Linked DNA regions of Mus musculus: region 2 is linked to region 1. The links are chromatin loops, found by intact Hi-C in ENCODE. Cell type or tissue: gastrocnemius. All regions are shown on one strand. Region 1 holds the start of Birc2 (baculoviral IAP repeat-containing 2). Region 2 has its middle 24 kb from the start of Birc3.

Region 1 (4,000 bases):
CAACAGGACTGTCCCCTTGTTTCCAGTTATCCAACATCAGGCCACAGCAGAAGCACTTGACTTTGTCATTCACACCTGTATAATAAAAGCCAGCACGAGCCAGACTCCTCTCTGAGACAGGAACTCCCCTGGGAAAAGCTGAATATGTAGACATTCGGTAGAGTTCACACGAAAAGTCAAACTTCATTTTTTCTTCGCTCTCCTTTGTCCAATTTGACAAGATTGTGCTCTTCTCCATTATACGTTTAAGTTTTTGGTGTAAGGTACCTTGGCCGAGTCTCTGGGAGACAGTTTTGTCCATGAGTAGTAATAGTATTTCTGACCGCTTAAACTTCCAGATGAAGTTTCTCACCACTTGACACTAGATCTCCACCACAGACACCTGACTGGATAGATTCATTGTCTTCTGCTTGGACTGGTGAATTGACACCCTCACAGGACAAATCTGTCTCACTTGCCAAGACACTAGTTAGGACTCTTTGGGGGTCACATGAACTCTTCTGGGTAACCTGAGATCTATTTACCCATAACTAACTTCTTATTACTAGTTATGAAGCCTAGGTACTAGGGCATATATTCAGGCTCTTTTCCCTTATAAGGACTTAAACATGACATCTGAACTACTCCTTTTCCTATGAAATGAAAGGAACTGAGTGAAGTCTGCAGCTGGTTTTCCTTAGAGAAGATGTCATACAGTATTCTCTAAAGTGGGTTACATCAACTGCAGCAGTCAGCTCAGGTCTATTAAGACTACAGTATTCACTGTAAAGGAACTGCGCTTAAAGCACAGACTGTTAACTCCCTCACTGTTAAATCTTCTATATCACCACCTTGACTCTGTATATATCATGTGAATACATCTGGTCAACAGACAGTATTTTGCACATAAACCTAAGACTGCATTTTATAAAGTCCGCCTGTGTTTAAGGCCCTTTCCACTATAAGTCTGTTATAATTAAGAACGAATCAATTCAAGACATGGCTTTCTTTTGTTACCTCAAATAACTAAGAATCTGTTTTAGCAAAGCTTTTCTGTTGCACTAGCCTTCTTTTTGAAAACTTCGTATTTTATATAACTAATCATACACAAGAACACACTGCAAAGCAAACCGCAGCGTCTTATAGAAATGTTCAGATGTCCATGAGTGGGCTGATTTCTAGAAAAACATAAGAGAACATGAAGACTCTTGAGGACTATCAATCTGAAAGAAAAAAAAATATTTTAGAAAACTAATTACACAGAATTGTCATCATCAATTTATTCAGTAATGTCTAAAAATGACACACTCTAGATAACAAATCTTGACTACAGCAGTTCCTCACCCAACCAGTCTACTTAGAAAGGGTCTAAATCAAAACACACCACTGCAAAAGCATTCTCAAAGTACTAGTTATGCTTGTCTTTAAAATGCATAGCTCAGTATAGTTTAAAAATTAAAACTTTGAAAACAATGGACATTTCCATTTGTCAAAAACTGGCCCCCGATTTTCAAGTTTGTTCCTTTTATATATTATTTATTTACTATTAGAAAAAAATGTACTATACTTCATGAACTTTTTTTTTTTTTAAGGGACAGGGTCTTATTCTGTAGACTAGGCTGGCTAGAAAGTCAATATAACCCAAGCTGGTTTTAAAACTTTTTGGAATTCTCTTGCTTCAGCCTTCCAAGTGCTAGGACCACACTACCACCAGGCTCTTTTCGTTTTCTGATTTAAAGATATTTTGATATGCACTTCACTGGAGACAAAAGGCACCATAAATAGTGGAAAGGTAGTCTGTAAGGCTACTGATATAGCTCCATGTTAGAGCACTTGCCTTGCAGGTAAAGAACCCTAAGTTTAATCACAAGAAAAAAATTATATATACTTTTATATTCTATTAAAACATTTAATTGAAATATATAATACAGATATAAGTACATATAAAATATATTTATACACATAAACATATGTTAAGTTATAATACAATATAAAATAAATAATATATACGATATTTTCTATTATATTAAAATATAAATATTTCCTGAGGATTCCCGAGGTATACTTGCAATTTTAATCTCAACACTTGGAAGACAGATGCGGAATGAAACGCTCCTGCCGGACAGAACATTTGAACTAGCCAGGGCTAAATTAGCCAAGATAAAGGCACCGGGAAGAGCTCATAAACGGAATCCGTGAAGGACAACCATTCCCTAACCACCACAGGTAACATCTCAAAACCAAAAAAGTACAAGTGCCGGTAAAGCAGTGGCCTGAACAAAGCTACCACTACCCGTGTGGCCTAACTACACTAGCTGTTACAACGCCAGCAAGCACCCAACCGACACGGCTCTACGCCCACTGCAGGGGGGCGACACGTAGCTTGGAGAGACAAGAATGGAGAACACCTTTCCCAGTTAAACCAAACCTCTCACACGACTACTGGGGACAAGTAGTAACTGATGTGACAACCGTCATCCCCCTGCCGCACAACTTAGTTTAAAGGCATTAAATGCCGCGGGCTTAAAGCTTAAAAACCTGCAGAAAATCTGAAGAGACAGCCGAGGTGCTGCACACCAGTAATCCCAGCACCTAGAACGATTGGAGGCAGGAGGATTGCCGCAAATTCGAGACTAGCCTGGGTTGACTGAAAAAATAAACCGAAAGGAAAAGAAAGCAAAACTGTTATACAAGTCCAAGCCCAAGGACTTAGGCAGGGAGCGGGGGTCGGGCGGCCCTGAGAACTGCCTTCCGGGCCGAAGGAGGAGTCAGCTAGCCCGCCCAGCCGTCGAGAGCCACGCTCGCCCGTCCTGACGAAGGCAGCCGCACTCACCACCGAGTCAGGCCCCCGGCGCCCTGGAAGCAGAGGCGCCTGATTGTTGATCCGCAGCCTTCCCAAAAGCCCCTGCGGCCAGCGGGCCGTTGAGGTGACGTCAGCAGACGCGCACCGCAAGTTGGAACGCGTGGAGGACGGGGTGGGGCTGTGGGCCAGTCGCGCGCGCCTGCGCCTGCGCTCGCGCCTGCGTGCTCGGGCTTTGGAAGCTAAACGTTCGGGCCGCTGGGACTCGGACGAATAAGGCTAGGCTTTCCCGAGCGTCCGTCCTTGCCCCACTGCCTCCGCTGGGCGTTCCGGACTTTGATGCCATGTGTTTTAACCTGCAGTGCACCTTTAATGGCGGCAGCCCTGAGCCGCGCCTCCTAGCTCCCTGTATTTTCCGGCCTCACCCTGCAAGGGTCCTAGACAGGCACTAAGGCAAACGTGGCGTCATAGGTAAGGCGGCTCAGGCTCGTGAGCTGGCCTCGAAACGCCTGAGTAAAGCGGAATGCACGCGTGTGCGTGTACATTAAATATAATTTGGTTTTTTTGTAAGATGGGCTTTAACATTTTTGACAAGTGGGCTCCTCTGGCAGGCCGGCATGGTGGCGCTCACCTCGAATCCTAGAAATTCAAACCCAGTTGGGGCGAGGAGGTAGTTATGCATTTTTAAATTATTATTTTTTTTAAAAAGTGCTCTTGCAGGCGACCCAAATTAAGCGCATCAGGCCATAAATTTAAAAAGTAAGGAAAAGGCTGCGGACTAGTTTGGAGGAAGGCATTGAAGGGTTAACAGTATAATGGGAGAGAGTATGATTAAAGCGCACTATATATCTGTGATGAGATTGTAGAAGAATACGTTTAAAACTGGAAAAATAACCCTGACTTCATTGTTCACTAGCAGTCTGTCTCCCCACCCCCCACCCTCTGCTGCCTTTCCCGTACCGAAAGTGCTGCAAAATCATTAGCATTCAGGGTAGGACTTTCTGATGTCCCCACCCCCACCCCCGCGGCCCTGTTTGGCTTGGATGATTTGTTATGGTTAGTTTTGCAGTTTTTTTATTTGTTTGTTTAAGAAAGGATTTTATTGTAGGGCCCAGACTAGCCGAGGATTTAGCATCCTACCTCAGCCTCCAGTGTGCTGATTAGAAATGTAGGCTACTACCAGTGAGGTTTCTACAGTTTAATTTACTTTAGACTTGAAGG
Region 2 (4,000 bases), 61 kb after region 1:
CAGAAATGAATACACGCACCTATGGTCACTTGATCTTTGACAAAGGAGCTAAAACCATCCAGTGGAAAAAGGACAGCATTTTCAACAAATGGTGCTGGTTCAACTGGTGGTTAGCATGTAGAAGAAGGCAAATTGACCCATTCTTATCTCCTTGTAGAAAGGTCAAGTCCAAGTAGATCAAGGACCTTCACATAAAACCAGAGACACTGGAACTTATAGAAGAGAAAGTGGGGAAGAGCCTCGAACATACGGGCACAGGGAGAAAATTCCTGAACAGAACAGCAATGTCTGGTGCTGTAAGATCAAGAATCGACAAATGGGACCTCATAAAATTGCAAAGCTTCTGTAAGGCAAAGGACACTGTTAAGAAGACAAAAAGGTCACCAACAGATTGGGAAAGGATCTTTACCAATCCTATATCTGATAGAGGGATAATATCTAATATATACAAAGAACTCAAGAAGTTAGACTCCTGAGAAACAAATTACCTATTAAAAAATGGAGTACAGAGCTAAACAAAGAATTCTCAACTGAGGAATACTGAATGGCTGAGAAGTTCCTGAAAAAATATTCAACATCCTTAGTCATCAGAGAAATGCAAATCAAAACAACCCTAAGATTCTGCCTCACACCAGTCAGAATGGCTAAGATCAGAGACTCGGGTGACAGCAGATACTGGTGAGGATGTGGAAAAAGAGGAACACTCCTCCATTGCTGGTGGGATTGCAAACTGGTACAACCACTCTGGAAATCAGTTTGGTGGTTTCTCAGAAAGTTGGACATAGTACTACCTGAGGACCCAGCAATACCTCTCCTAGGCATAAACCCAGAAGATGTTCCTACATGTAATAAGGACATGTGCTCCACTATGTTCAGAGCAGCCTTATTGATAATAGCCAGAAGCTGGAAAGAACCCAGATGTCCCTCAACAGAGGAATGGATACAGAAAGTGTGGTACATTTACACAATGGAGTACTACTCAGCTATTAAAAACAATGAATTTATGAAATTGGTAGGCAAATGGATGGATCTGGTGTATATCATCCTGAGTGAGGTAACCCAATCACAAAAGAACACACACGATATGCACTCACTGATAAGTGGATATTAGCCCAGAAACTTTGAATACCCAAGATACAATTTGCAAAACACATGAAACTCAAGAGGAAGGAAGACCAAAGTGTGGATACTTTGTTCCTTCTTAGAATGGGGAACAAAATACCCATGGAAGGAGTTGCAGAGAAAAAGTATGGGGTAGAGACTGAAGAAATGACCATCTAGAGACTGACTCACCTGGGGATCCATCCCATTTACAATCACCAAACCCAGACACTGTTGTGGATGCCAACAACTGCTTGCTGACAGGAGCCAGATATAGCGCTCTCCTAAGAGGCTCTGCCAGTGCCTCACAAATACAGAGGTAGATGCTCACAGCCATCCATTGGACTGACATAGGATCCCCAATGAAGGAGCTAGAGTAAGTATCCAAGGAGATGAAGGGGTTTGCAGCCCCATAGGAAGAACAACAATATGAAGTAGCCAGTACCCACAAAGCTCCCAGGGACTAAACAACCAACCAAAGAGCACACATGGTGAGACTCATGGCTCCAGCTGCATATGCAGCAGAGGATGGCCTAGTCAGCCATCAATGGGAGGAGAGGCCCTTTGTCCTATGAAGACTGTATGCCCCAATGATGGGGAATGCCAGGGCCAGAAATCAAGAGTGGGTGGGTTGGTGAGCAGGGGAAGGGTGGGAAGGGGAGAGTGTTTTTCAGAGGGGAAACCAGAAAAGGGGATAACATTTGAAATGTAAATAAAGAAAATATCCAATAAAAAATATGTAGTGATTTAAAAAATAAAAAAAAGAAAAAAGAAAATATCTAAAAAAAATTAAAAATAAATAAATAAAAAGAAAAGAAAAAAGAAACAAACAACCATAAAAGAATTGTGTATGACCATACCTGATTATACAGGGTTAGGGCTCTGACCCACTGCTTTTCAGAAGTTAGGTGTGCACTCTACCAACTCAGCTACATCTAGTCTCTCACAGTGTTTAAGGAGTTTGGGTTGGGCTACCAAAACAAGAGTGGATCCGGATGCACAGGCCCAAGTGAGCACTGCCATCTAGTGGCGATGAACTTTACCCATCCACCCATCCTTTATACCTGTACAGCCTGTGTCTGGTCCTGTTTTATAGCAAACAACAAACCACAGACAGTGAGATTTCCACCCCACAGGGACATAGCAAACGTCTCACAGTGATTCCACCCTTCAACAACTGGCCTAGTTCAAGTGCATCACATTTGAAAGACATAACATACTGACCCATGGTTTGCTCTTGCTTGCTTGTTTGCTCACTGAGAAAGGATCTCATTGTGCACCCCAGGATAGCCTAGAACCTGCCTAACCATCCTACCGCAGCCTCCAACTGTGACCATTAAAAGCACGAACCAAACTAGTTCCATATTCACTAAGCAGTTCTGAAGAAAGACAGCTTGTAGGCCCCTCCAAGCATGGTTATCTGTGCCACCCCAACACCCTCCTCCAAGCTTCTGTTTAATGCTCATGGGCTTTTTGCCATTGAATACAAGGAAAAATAAAATAAACCTCTGGAGATATTTTAGAGTTTTTGGTTTTTTTGTTTTGTTTTGTTTTGTTTTTTTACAAAAACAAAAATAGACCAAAAGTTCAAAATCTTTCCTTCTGAACGTTCAATAATTGCCTATGCCATCACCCCGTGACAACGTGTATGCTTTGTGAGTGTGCCTGCATATTGATGCACAGAGCCTGGACTGAAGCCCTGCTACACTATTCTCCCTACCCTGCCTCATCCCCACCCACCCAAAACAAAACCTAAATCTACTCAAATAAATCAGCAGTAGACTTGCAGGATAAAAGATAAAGAGATTTATTAGCGTACATGGCATGGAAGACATAGAAAATATCAAACTCATAGGCAAGGGCTAGGTACCTGAAGTTAATATACTGCCTAGGAAGAAATGGGGCTTTAAGTTCTCAGAGGGTGAAGGTCACACACCACTGGTGCACAAGGAAGGAAAGGCAATGTGCTCCGGTAGGCATTGAACCTCTCAGATAATGTAGATTAGAACTTGTGTCATCAGGACAATCTCCAGACATAGTGTAGGTACTCTCTTTCTGGACCTCAGTAAGGCAGATACAGGACCTGGAGAAAGCCTGTTTGCACTGCCTTGGTCTCCACTGAGGCAGATGTCCTCTGAGGTCCTGCCTACAGAATGGCAGCTTTTCAGAGCAACTCCAGGCCTTCAGCCATCTAGAACATTTTAGAGAAGCACAAATTGTGTTTGCTATTCTACCCTCTCCCCACATTCCTTTGCAATTCCTTTTTGGTAGAAAAATGGAGTAGGGGAAGAAGGTTGGAGAAATGGCTCGGTGTTCAAGCACACTGGCTGTGGCTGGGCGGTGGTGGTGCACGCCTTTAATCCTAGCACTTGGGAGGCAGAGGCAGGTGGATTTCTGAGTTTGAGGCCAGCCTGGTCTACAAAGTGAGTTCCAGGACAGCCAGGGCTATACAGAGAAACCCTGTCTTAAAAAACCAAAAAAAAAAAAAAAAAAAAAAAAAAAAAGAAAGAAAGAAAAAGAAAAAAAAAAAAAAAAAAAGAAAACCACTGGCTGCTCTTGCAAATGACCCCAGTTGAGTTCCTAGCACCAAACAGGGGATCCAACAGCCTCTTCTGGCCTCCATGGGCGCTTGCATGTACAGACAGGCATGTCTTTCTGGAGAACAAAACCATCAGGAAAACTCAAGCATATATGTCTCTAAGGTTGATTTTCATATTAATTTAAAGATTAACAGTTGTTTGTTGAGAAAGCACTCAGAAATGACTGCTACATGATGTAGCCCTGTCAATGAAGAGATATTCTCCTGGGGTGGTGCATACACCTGTTGTCTCAGTATTCAAGAGGTAGAGGGAGGACTGCTACAAGTTCTAGGTAACAACAACTACACAGTGAGACCCTA

Evidence for each region. Hi-C counts contacts between places; a loop is a spot of excess contacts. Peaks named below come from ENCODE experiments on the same cell type or tissue, not always from the same donor. Only the 100,000 strongest peaks of a DNase experiment are listed, where the experiment ranks them.
Region 2: a loop joins it to region 1, with 2.8 times the contacts of the local background. A loop is called at or near these places in 7 of 42 quality-filtered maps.

Annotation. Positions count from the first base shown.
Region 1 is chr9:7,834,178-7,838,177 of GRCm38, forward strand. Birc2 (baculoviral IAP repeat-containing 2) reads right to left here and starts at 2,880. Exons shown (of 8, transcript NM_007465.3): 1 at 2,813-2,880; 2 at 1-1,202. The coding sequence starts at 301. In gastrocnemius, no CTCF peak of the experiment used is centred here; DNase peaks (open chromatin) are centred at 2,366, 2,935 and 3,696; H3K4me3 peaks cover 2,604 bases; H3K27ac peaks cover 2,571 bases.
Region 2 is chr9:7,895,619-7,899,618 of GRCm38, forward strand. No RefSeq gene overlaps it. Among named protein-coding and RNA genes, the nearest start is that of Birc3, 24 kb to the left of the region's middle. In gastrocnemius, a CTCF peak has its summit at 2,120 (motif pointing left); a DNase peak (open chromatin) is centred at 2,118.